Linked DNA regions of Homo sapiens: all the other regions are linked to region 1. The links are chromatin contacts, found by Hi-C or POLR2A ChIA-PET in ENCODE. All regions are on one chromosome and are shown on one strand. The core of a region is the stretch at or near the end of the contact, and the rest is flanking DNA. Distances in the headings are between cores, read along the strand shown. Region 1 holds the start of SLC38A12 (solute carrier family 38 member 12). Region 2 holds the start of SUMO2 (small ubiquitin like modifier 2). Region 3 has its middle 17 kb from the start of CD300LB.

What was found. Hi-C counts contacts between places; a loop is a spot of excess contacts on that map. ChIA-PET counts read pairs that join two places held with the same protein, here RNA polymerase II (POLR2A). Pooled maps may share reads with other maps.
Region 2: a loop to region 1 is called in a pooled map of gastrocnemius medialis, with 9 times the contacts of the local background. The contact joins the promoter of SUMO2 here to the promoter of SLC38A12 in region 1. A Hi-C loop is called at or near these places in 12 of 50 pooled maps. POLR2A ChIA-PET finds 5 or more read pairs at or near these places in 3 of 52 experiments (CD8-positive, alpha-beta memory T cell, GM12878 and OCI-LY7).
Region 3: a loop to region 1 is called in a pooled map, with 9 times the contacts of the local background. The contact joins the enhancer-like site here to the promoter of SLC38A12 in region 1. A Hi-C loop is called at or near these places in 7 of 50 pooled maps. POLR2A ChIA-PET finds 5 or more read pairs at or near these places in 3 of 52 experiments (OCI-LY7, Panc1 and WTC11).

What each region holds. Positions count from the first base shown.
Region 1 is chr17:74,774,707-74,778,359 of GRCh38, forward strand. It overlaps SLC38A12 (solute carrier family 38 member 12), which reads left to right and starts at 1,793. Exons shown (of 10, transcript NM_017728.4): 1 at 1,793-1,871; 2 at 2,558-2,669. The coding sequence starts at 2,625. NAT9 (N-acetyltransferase 9) reads right to left here and starts at 1,639. Exons shown (of 7, transcript NM_015654.5): 1 at 1,561-1,639; 2 at 916-1,001. The coding sequence starts at 992. RefSeq lists an enhancer at 1,321-1,440.
Region 2 is chr17:75,180,875-75,184,527 of GRCh38, forward strand. SUMO2 (small ubiquitin like modifier 2) reads right to left here and starts at 2,085. Exons shown (of 4, transcript NM_006937.4): 1 at 1,940-2,085; 2 at 183-314. The coding sequence starts at 1,960. RefSeq lists an enhancer at 1,393-2,043 and silencers at 1,625-2,024, 2,155-2,384.
Region 3 is chr17:74,512,296-74,515,948 of GRCh38, forward strand. No RefSeq gene overlaps it. Among named protein-coding and RNA genes, the nearest start is that of CD300LB, 17 kb to the right of the region's middle. RefSeq lists an enhancer at 172-421. Within about 2 kb of position 1,841, at least 4 of the 41 ENCODE cell types and tissues checked have a DNase peak (open chromatin) inside an H3K27ac peak, as active enhancers do; they include OCI-LY7, where a contact is called at or near this core.

The DNA of each region.
Region 1 (3,653 bases), core at 543-3,042:
ATCCGGCTAATTTTTTTGTATTTTTAGTAGAGACGGGGTTTCACCATGTTAGCCAGGATGGTCTCGCTCTCCTGAGCTTGTGATCCGCCTGCCTCGGTCTCCCAAAGTGCTGGGATTACAGGCGTGAGCCACTGCGCCCAGCCTTTATTTTATTTTATTTTATTTTTGAGACAAAGTCTCACTCTGTTGCCCAGGCTGGAGTACAGTGGTGTGATCTCGGCTCACCACAACCTCCACCTCCCTGGTTCAAGTGATTCTCCTGCCTCAGCCTCCCAAGTAGCTGGAATTACAGGTGCCGGGCAACAAGCCCAGCTAATTTTTTGTGTTTTTAGTAGAGATGGCGTTTTATCATGTTGGCCAGGCTGGTCTTGAACTACTGACCTCATGATCCACCCGCCTCAGCCTCCCAAAGTGCTGGGATTACAGGCGTGAGCCACCGCACCCGGCCGTTTTTTTGTTTTTGTTTGTTTTTGTTTTTTTGTTTTTTTTGTTTTTTTTTGAGACAGGTTCTTGCTCTGTCACCCAGGCTGGAGTACAGTGGTACAATCACAGCTCACAGCAGTCTTCATCTCCTGGGCTCAGGCAATCCTCCCACCTCAGCCTCCCTAGTAGCTGGGACTGCAGCTGTGCACCACCATGCCTGGCTAATTTTTGTATTTTTTTGTAGAGACAAGGTCTCGCTACGTTACCCAAGCTGGTCTCGAACTGCTGGGCTCAAGCAATCCTCCTGCCACAGCCTCCCAAAGTCCTGGAATTACAGGCGTGAGCCACGGCACCCAGCCTTTTTTCCCCCCTCATATATAATTATTTCTCACAACCAATGTTTCTTCTTAGGGGAAATAGCCCTGAGACTGGGGCTGTACCTTACACAGCTCTGGGTGCTGATACGCACCCCATGTCAAGCGGGAAAGATACCTGGGCACATGCTCCGAGGTGTAGGGTACAAGGACCACCTTCTTCCCCAGCAGCAAGGTGTTCTGATTCAACCTCATGGTAGCAGCCTGCATGCAGATGGGGAGAGCAAAGACTTCAGGACCCTGAATTTCCTCCAACTTTGGGTAGGCGCTCCAGCTTTCCTGCTGGGGCTAAGTTGACTTCCGTCATTAGTTCCGTCTAGACACTTCAAAGAATACAGACTCCAAAATTCTTGCAAGAAAGAGAACCAGGCTGGTTAAGGATAATTAAACAATCCTTGACTCCCACTCCAAGAGGCCAAGCCTGGGCTCCGTTTCTGCCGGTTCCTTCCGTCCACTCCCCAGAACTTCGATTCCTCAAACCCAAGCACCAAGTACCAAGTACCAAAGTATCCCCAGAGCTCCCATTACTTGCCCCAGTCCAGGGATTCCAACCCAGAATCAACTTTCAGCCCTGCCTTAAACCTACTTCCAACCTCTTACCCCGGCGACCACCCCACGGGGCTCTAGCCACTCCCTCCCCGCCCCCGACCACTTCAGGGCAAGGCGGGCTTAGTCTTAGGCCCTCCCCTTTGAGTGGCGTTCTAGACCACTCTCTTCGACCCTCCAACCACGCGGACCCGGGTACTGCCAAGCTCACACCCACCTACCACCGACGAAATCGTCCCCCGCAGAAAGGGTGATCTACCTCCTCCAACCAGCCACGTTCCCAGGCCCGGCCGGCTACCGCCCCTTCCGCATGCGCGTGAGAACGCGCCCCGCCCACTTCCGCCATGCTGACGGCAGCCGCCAGGCCCCAATCCCGGTCCCGCCCCCGCGAGGCGCCCAATCAGCGCGCGCGAAAAAGGTGGGCTGTGGGGCCGGCGCATGCGCGCTGCGGAAGCTGGTGCTGGACAGCTGGCGCCGGCAGCAGCGGACCGGCGGGAGACGGCGGCTTGGGAGCTGGCTGTGCTGCAGGTGTTGGGTCGGGTCGGGTCGGGACGGGCGGGAGAGGACGAGACGGGTCGGGATAGGTTGGGGCGGGGCGGGGCGGCACTAGACTCGGGACTCCTCCAGGAGGGAGAGAGAGGGAGAGGCTGGGAGTGGGGTTCTTGAGAAAAGAGGGAGCTTTGAGGGTGGGGAACCCTAAGAGAGTAGGTGGGGCCAGGGAGTGGAGGCCCCATTAAAAAAAGGAGGCCTTAGTGCCAAGAGTGGAGTTGGAAGGGCAATGTAGGAAAGCCCCCAGCTCCCTGCCCTAGGCAGAGGCGGCAGACAGTTCCTTGGGCTCCCATGTGTGGTAGTGAGCTCCTGGTTCCTGGAACTAAACGAGGATAACCACCCCAGAGCGTGGAAAGGGGGCTCTTGTGGTGGGTGAGACTTAGTGGTTTTAGAGGCCCCTTAAATCACTTGCACCCCGAGCAGCATTGAAAACATCCGTGCTGGGCACAGAGCAGTGCCCTGCACAGCAAGGGAAATGTTAGAAGAAACCGTCCAGATTTCTGTCATCCAGGGTGACCCCTCCCTCGGGGGTGAGTCTTGTGACAGATACTGAGGCCCTAAGTGTCTGTGATAAAAGAACCAGAGGTGGCAGGGGAAGTCTGCAAGCCTCCTCCCACCCCTGTCTCAGTCCATCAGATAGGTGAAGCCTGCTCTTTTGTTTTAAGGAGCTGCGGCAGCCGCCGTCCTTGCACCTAAGGAACCTCTGCTGCCAGCCCTTCCTCACTTTTGGAAATGGCGGGTGAAATTACAGAGACCGGGGAACTCTACTCTTCCTACGTGAGTGTGACTTATAGAACCTTTTGCTCACTTAAGTGTTCCTGGCTTCTAGAAAAGCACATTGCTTGCTGGAGATGGGACTAGTGAGTGCTGCTGCTTGAGCAGACCATAGTGGAAGCAGGATGGGGGAGTTCCATGGGGCAGCGACTACAGTGCTGCTGTGGTGGCTCAGAATGTAAGTCAGATTTATTCTCTTTTTAAGGTGTTTGTCAGAGTGGTCAAGCCAAACAAAATCGCCATGCTGTTTATAATGTTAATCCCGGGCTGGGCACGGTGGCTCACGCCTGTAATCCCAGCACTTTGGGAGGCTGAAGCGGGCAGATCACCTGAGGTCAGGAGTTCAAGACCAGCCTGGCCAACATGGTAAAACCCTGTCTCTACTAAAAATACAAAATTAGCCGGGCATGGTGGCACTGTAATCCCAGCTACTCGGGAGGCTGAGGCAGGAGAATCGCTTGAACCCGGGAGGCGGACGTTGCAGTGAGCTGAGATCGAGCCGTTGCACTCCAGCCTGGGCAAAAAGAGCGAAACTCTGTCTCAAAAATAAAGAAATAATGTTCATCTCCAGGCTACCACACTTGCCTGCAGTGCTGCCCTTCAGATGAACAGTGATTGACAGCTGTTGACTCTGGGTTTTGCTCATCTCAGCAGTTGGAAACCGCTTTGGTCTTTACTGAATTTTAAATTGCACAACTTTTATAGTCTTGGATGGCGTAAGAAGCAGCGAAAGCATACAGAGACTTCTAATTACAGTTTGGTGGACTCTGCAATTAGAACAATTAGAATGATTGATTCTCACTGTCTTAGGTCTGTGTTACCTCTGGCTGCCCCCAACACACACGCAGTTTATCTTCTCTATGTAACGTATGATTGGTCATAGTTGTTACATCACAGGGCCCTCTTGCCTGGATAAGTAGCCAGAGGGTTGGAATAATCAGATGGTTGACTCAGGTTGCTACCAACCCTCCCAGGCAAAAGCAGCAC
Region 2 (3,653 bases), core at 835-3,334, 410 kb after region 1:
AATCATCCTAAGGGTTTTCACGAGCTATCAATATACCAAGTGCACGACAAAACTGACGTGCCAAGTGCATATTCATCCCATCAAAAAGTCACTGTAATGTGCTAGTCTAGTTTTTGTTCCCATGAAAATAAGATTTTTAAAAATAGTTTTATTCAGTGGAAGTACACATATGAATTCCTCACCTGTCGTTCACAATAGGCTTTCATTAGTTTACTAAGTGGTGTATGCCTCTTAATCTTAAACTGCACCACAGAACCATCCTGCCCCGCCACCTTCAAATTAATATGATCGTTGTTCTCAGTCTTGACTCCTTCCTGTTAAAAGAAAAATAAAAGTATAATTTGGGAAATGTGATCAACGAACACGTTTTATAAAGCAGCAGCAGCCCTAGTTGCTTCAAAAATCAACAGGTTTCTCATACTGTATGCTAAAACGGCATACTGCTGTTTTCAGCTGCTGAAATCAATGTGAAAGCGGAAAAATCCTGCAGTAACAGTATTAGATAGCTGTCAGATACGGAAAAGCCTACATGCAATACTATCAGTAGCAACAATATGTTTAAAGTTGGGTCCTATTCAGTGTATTGCAACGTTCTCTTGAAGTTAAACTTCCTAAAATGACATATATCACTCCCAAAATACTTTACCCCCCAAAAAAGTTAAAAATAGAGTCCCTTCTCTTTTCTAAGCACTTTAAGTACAACTGCAAGAAACAAAACAATAAATCTACAGCCTGCCATTCAAAACTCATTACCGTTGTCATTAAAAAGTTACCAAACTCAGTTTAATAACCTAAATCCAATCTCCATTAAAGGAAACACACAAACAAAAAAAACAATCGAAGAATATCCCGATTCCCCCCGGAACAGCGGTAATACTCAGTCAGGACCACAGTTAACGTTCTCCTCTATTAGCAGCTTCATTTTTATTTTCGGTTAAGAGCACTTATTCTCCCCTCCCCCCCTTTGTTGTCATGGGTCAAATACACAGTTTTATCCTGATTTGTTTCTTGTAGATTTCGACCCAACCTAAAGTTGTCCAAAATCGAGTGCAGAAGCAATTCTGTAGCCCTAAAACGCTCCAGAAAGTAAAGGCGCGGGAGGCGGGGGGTGCCACCAAACTAAAAGCAGCAAGTCCCGTGTGCCCCGATGATGGGTGTCCCCAAGTCCTCCCGGGAAGTCTCCGGGTGCCTCAAAAGCCGCGTTCAAAAGTTAAGCCGCACAAAGTCTCTCTGCTCGTACCTGTGCCTCCAACTTCATGAAACCACATGGTGTTCGCGGATTAGGGGTTCGTTGGCACCCAGGGAAAAGCCGCTGCCCCTCCCCCTTCGGGCCCCTGAGGCTATTAAAGTGGGAAATACTCCACGGGAATCCCCCTACCCCCAGGCCCAGGACGGCGGCCCGCGGGCATCCAGGTTCCTGCCCGTCCGCAGCCCATTGATTCGCCCCGAACCCTCGCCCCGCCGCCGCGGCCCCAGGCAGGGGTCCCCAGATGCCCGCGGTTCCTACCCGAGAGGTGAAGCCCGAGCCCAGAGGACTCCTCGCCGCCTCGGAGACTGCAACACCCGACGCGGGGTCGACAGAAGGTGGAGACCCCGCGCGCCCTAACGCCCCTCCTCACGCGCGCCGGCCGGCTGGGCCAAGAATCCCCGTTCGGGGCTGGTGGGTCCGCGGGCGTCCGCTTTCTGCCCGCCCAACTCGCGCCCGGCGCGCACTCGGAGGCCGCCGGGGGCGGGAGAGAGCGGCGGGGCCTCCTTCGGCGCGGGAGGGAGGAAGAGAGGGAGGGAGGAAAATGGCGCGGAGCGCCCGGGCCTGAGCCGCGGCCGGCCCCGTGGGGGGCCCGGGAAAGCGCTGGGAGCCAGCGGCGGGCTCTGGCCGGACCCCGGCCCGCGCCATGACCCCCACCGCGCGGCGAGGCGAAGGGGCCGGCGGCGAGCTCACCTTGGGCTTTTCGTCGGCCATGGCGAGCGCCGGAGTCTCCTCAGCTGCCGCTTCACAAAAGAGGTACCAGGTCCGCACCAAACGAGCACACAAGCAGCACCAGGAGCGGCAGAAGAAGGAGGCGGCAGCGGTGGACGAGGGGAGAGGGTGCGCGCACGTCGTGCGCTCCCTCCCCCCACCCTGCGTGCGCGAGCACGAGTAGCCGAAGCCTCCCATTGGCTGGCGCCTCGCGGGAGCGCGCAACGCTTACATAACCACCCCCACCCCCCGTCCCACGCCACCGCGTCCTGGGCCAGGCGCCCGCCCGGCCGGCGGGAAGAGGCGCGGACACGCGCACCCGGCCCGCCGCGGGGGCGCGCCTGGCTCTGGGCGGGGCTGTATTGTCCTCCTTCGTGGTGGAGCATAATCAAAATGGCTTCCAGCTGGTCCTCGGTGGGAACGATGAGGCTCGAGGCTTTAGACGTAAGCCATAGGCCAGGGAAGGCAGACTTACTAGAGGAGGAAGGGGATTCCTAAATCAAAGCCCCAGCATGAGGTTCTGGAAAAATCTCTCTCATTCAGTGGACCAGCAGCCCTCCCATGGTTACTTCCTCTCAGTCAATCTCAACCTGCTTCCCACCGGACTCTTGCCTAAAATGCAGTGTCTTCTTCTTCTTCTTCTTCTTCTTTTTTTTGAGACGGAGTCTCGCTCAGTCGCCCAGGCTGGAGTGCAGTGGCACGATCTCGGCTCACAGCAACCTCTGCCTCCCGGGTTCAAGTGATTCTCCTGCCTCAGCCTCCCGAGTAGCTGAGACTACAGGTACCCGCCACAACGCCCGGCTAATTTTTCGTAGAGACGGGGTTTCACCGTGTTAGCCAGGATGGTCTCGATCTCCTGACCTCGTGATCCGCCCGCCTCGGCCTCCCAAAGTGCTGGGATTACAGGCGTGAGCCACCGCGCCCGGCCTACAGTGTCTTCTTCTGTCCTGCTGGTAACCCTAGACTTTGACTAGCTACGGGAAAATATTCATGTATTCATTCAACGAGATCCTTACTCATCGCCTGTCTTCCAAGAGGAAACAGTATCCATAAGCGAGAACTACCCAACAATCAAGCTTCCAGCCAATTTAATCCTTTCCTCGTTGCATCCAGTTAAAACATACACATGCGTCCCTCCTGTCTGAAGAACAATCCGATGTGTGTGCACTGGATTCCATCTCGCTTCTTCCCCCGGGGCTTTATTATTTCCTTTTGTCCCTGAATTTTCTTCCTCTCCTCCGTTAGTATAGAAAAAAAAAAAAAAGCTCCCAATTCTATGAAGTTACCATCCTATCTCTCTCCATTCTTGGCCAAACAGCTCGAAAAAATGTCCCCGCCAGCTGTCTCCAACCCCTCCCCTCCCACTCACTCCTCAACCCACTGCAATCTGGTGCTGTCCCCAAAGTTCCACTAAAACTGCTCTCCACAAGGTCACCGCAGACTTCTTTGCTGAATCCAGTATGCTTCTCAGTTTGTCACTCCTCTTGAACTTTGCAGGAGGTAGGTTTTCCTCTCATCTCTAGCCTGTCCTTTGTTCTCTCTGCAATTTTTTTTCTTACTCACTCCTTCCCTTAACTGTTCCTTAGGGTTTTCTTCAAGATCCTTTTATCACTCCATTCCCTCTCCGAGGATGATTTCACCGATTTTCATTACCATCTCTTTGCTAATGATCCTCAAATCCATTATTTCTAGTCCA
Region 3 (3,653 bases), core at 591-3,090, 260 kb before region 1:
ATCTGAGATACAGCCTCTTCCAGGCCTGCTCCAAGGCTCCAGACCAATGCATGAAGCACAGCCTGAGTCCACGTGCCTGAGGGAACAGACCTCCAAAGCCTACATTGGGAGCTTCCACCTGGCAAGGAAGGTGTGCTAAGGGCAGAGCTTCCGGCCTCCCTGTTATCTCAAATGTGGACCTATCACTGGGGCCCTAGTACTGGGCCCAATACTTGCCTCCACCCTTTGTCAATGCGAACATCCTTCCTCCTGGGGACAGAGATTTAGAGGTTGACTTTAGAAAAAGCCACTCTCTATAGATATTTTGAAGCAGCAAGTCCCCCCAGCTTCAAATTTTGTGCTGGCTGAGGCAGCCCAGCCTGGTTGGTGACTAGAATGGCCTGAACTGGGAGTCATGGAAACTGACTCAGAGTCATGGAAAGTTGGGGCTGAAAGGGGAAGAAGAGGTCATGCACCATCCGTCTTGCAGCTATAAAAACTAAGGTTTAGGTTGGTGAGGGGGTGTACCCGAAGGATGACTCAAAGGGTACTTCACGGGTAAAGGAACTCAGCTCAAATAAGGTGACTCAAGTCTATTTACAGCCTTGTCCAGTGTGGACTCAAGAATAGCCTGGCCTACCACCCTGAGCTGTCAGGGAGGACAGATGAGATGGACATTGTGAAAATGGGGTACTGCCAGCCTTTAAAATGCGGCGAGTGCACAAGTCACGCAGTGCTGTTATCAACTCATGATATAAGTTCCTCTTCCCTCCCCCGACTGCCTGTGTTGAGTCTCAAATTCATCCCACTGCAGGGAGGTCAGAAAAAGTTCAGAACTTCTTTCTGACCTCCCTCTTGTGGGATTTAATGAGGACATGAAGTGGTGACATTGAGGTGGGAGTTAAGGAGAATGTGCTGGGCTTGGGGCCCAGCAGATGGACATATGTTACCTGTGCCCCTGGGGATGATTCTACCTTCTAAAATGGGCCATGGAAACCTGGTTTCATGTGGTTGGGTCAATCCCCCCAGTGCTTCTGAGGTTGATGAGTTAAACGATGCAAAGGCCATGGTTGGGAGATCTCCTCTTGGGATACGACTTTGGTGAATTTACCTGGGTCTGGTCCTCATTCCTGCAAATCTAGAACCCGACCACCATCCAGACAAGAAGAGAGACTGAGACCCTACAATAACTCAAGTGATTTATTTTGGGGACACTCCTTTCCAGGAAGCTGAATGCTTGTGACCCTCATCTGTTTTTCTGATTTCAGCTGCCTGGGAGGTTGCCTGAGCAGGCAGGAGGCAGCTCATGGGCATGGACTTGAACTGATGCCTCGAATGGCCTGCCTGGCCTTTGTCTTTCTTTATGTTCCATTACCAAATATTCTGCTCCTGGAATCACAGCCTTTGTTTTTATTTATTTATTTATTTATTTATTTATTTATTATTTTAAATGTTTTATAGAGATGGGGGGTCTTGCCAGTACAGGCTGGTCTCAAATTCCTGGGCTCAAGCAAACATCCTGCCTCAGCCTCCCAAAATGCTGGGATTACACAACAATGCCCTAAAATAAGACTTTCAGGTGAAGCTTATGCATGTCTTTCCTGCTTGGTGAGTAGGGTATGATTAGAGTTGGATTTTTCCATCCCATATTCACTCTACAGAATCAATTTAGTGTTCTGCTTATCTATGGGACATTGATGTCATGTGATGGGTGATGTCATGTGATGGGTGATGTCATGTGATGGGTGATGTCATGTGATGTGTGATGTCATGTGATGGGTGATGTCATGTGATGCATGATGTCATGTGATGGGTGATGTCATGTGATGGGTGATGCCATGTGATGGGTTATGTCATGTGATGGGTGATGCCATGTGACAGGTGGTCATGTGACAAGGTGATCCTGTGATGAGTGGTCATGTGATGGGTGATGTCATGTGATGGGTGATGGGATGGGCGATGTCATGTGATGGGTGATCATGTGACAGGTGATGTCATGTGATGGGTGGTCATGTGATGGGTGATATGTAATGGGTGATGTCATGTGGGGGTGGTCATGTGATAGGTGATGTCATGTGATCGACGATCATGTGATGGGTGATGTCATGTGATGGGTGATGTCATGTGATGGGTGATCATGTGACAAGTGATCATGTGATGGGTGATGTCATATCATGGGTGATGTCATGTGACAGGTGATCATGTGACAGGTGATCATGTGATGGGTGATGTCATGTGATGGGTGATGCCATGTGACATGTGGTCATGTGACAGGTGATGTCATGTGATGGGTGATCATGTGATGAGTGATGTCATGTGATGGGTGATGTCATGTGATAGGTGATCATGTGATGAGTGATGTCATGTGACAGGGATGTCATGTGATGGGTGATCATGTGATGGGTGCTGTCATGTAATGGGTGGTCATGTGATGGGTGATGTCATGTGATGGGTGATGTGATGGGCAATCATGTGATGGGTGATGTGATGGTGATCATGTGACAGGTGATGTCATGTGATGGGTGGTCATGTGATGGGTGATATCATGTAATGGGTGATGTCATGCGGGGGTGGTCATGTGATAGGTGATGTCATGTGATGGGTGATCATGTGATGGGTGATGTCACGTGATGGGTGATATCACATGATGGGCGACATCACGTGATGGGCGATCATATGATGGGTGATGTCATGTGATGGGCAATATCACGTGATGGGCGACATCACGTGATGGGCAATCATGTGATGGGTGATGTCACATCATGGGTGATCATGTGATGGGTGATTGATGTCATATGATTCCAGGGGGAGCACCTGTTCACCAAGCAGGGGAGAGGCTGTGAGTTCTCTGCCACGCTGGTAACACAATCTCTACTGGGGCTTCCTAGTGCTGACTGCTGCAGGTGGCTCATCATAGCACACCAAGGGCCACCACAGGGACACATTACCAAAGGAAACCCCAGAAGACACAAAACATCCCCTTCTTCCTCCATAAACTTGGGAGCCAGATGTTGGGTGACATCGTTCACCATCTCTGGCTGCTCTGGCCTTGCTGGAACCCCCTGTTTTCTCTTTCTCCTCTTGCATCATGATAAATGGCCGATCATTAATGGATGAAAAGTGGTGTCTCTGACACAAAGGCTCAACGAGGCGTCTCTGTCAAAGGGTCACACTAGATTCTATATCCACACACAGGAGACCTCTGGACTGGGGACCCTGAGCAGTGCCTTGGAGAATTCTGCAGCTTCCTGCTCTCAGGCCTGTGGCCCCATCTCTCCTTGATTGATGCCCCCAAGGATGCCCTGAGGTTAGAACACTCCCTCCGTGGGTGTGTTCTTGAGGCCACCCAAAGTGGGGAGCTGTGTCTGAGACTCCACTTACGGCCAGAATACTCAAAGGCGTTATCTCCCAGGTAAAATGGTGGACCAGAAACTACCTGCTTGTGAGTAAGTAAGGAAGGAGAGCCAAGGTAAAGCCATTAGCATTTGCAGACCAGTTGTTCCCTGACAAACATAGATTTAGAACAGAAATTGGCAGCTAAATAAAGTTTAGTACTTGTATTACTCAGGGTTCTCTAGAGGGACAGAACTAATAGGAGATATATATATATATATGAAGGGGAGTTTATTAGGAAAATGAACTCACACAATCACAAGGTAAAGTCCCACAATAGG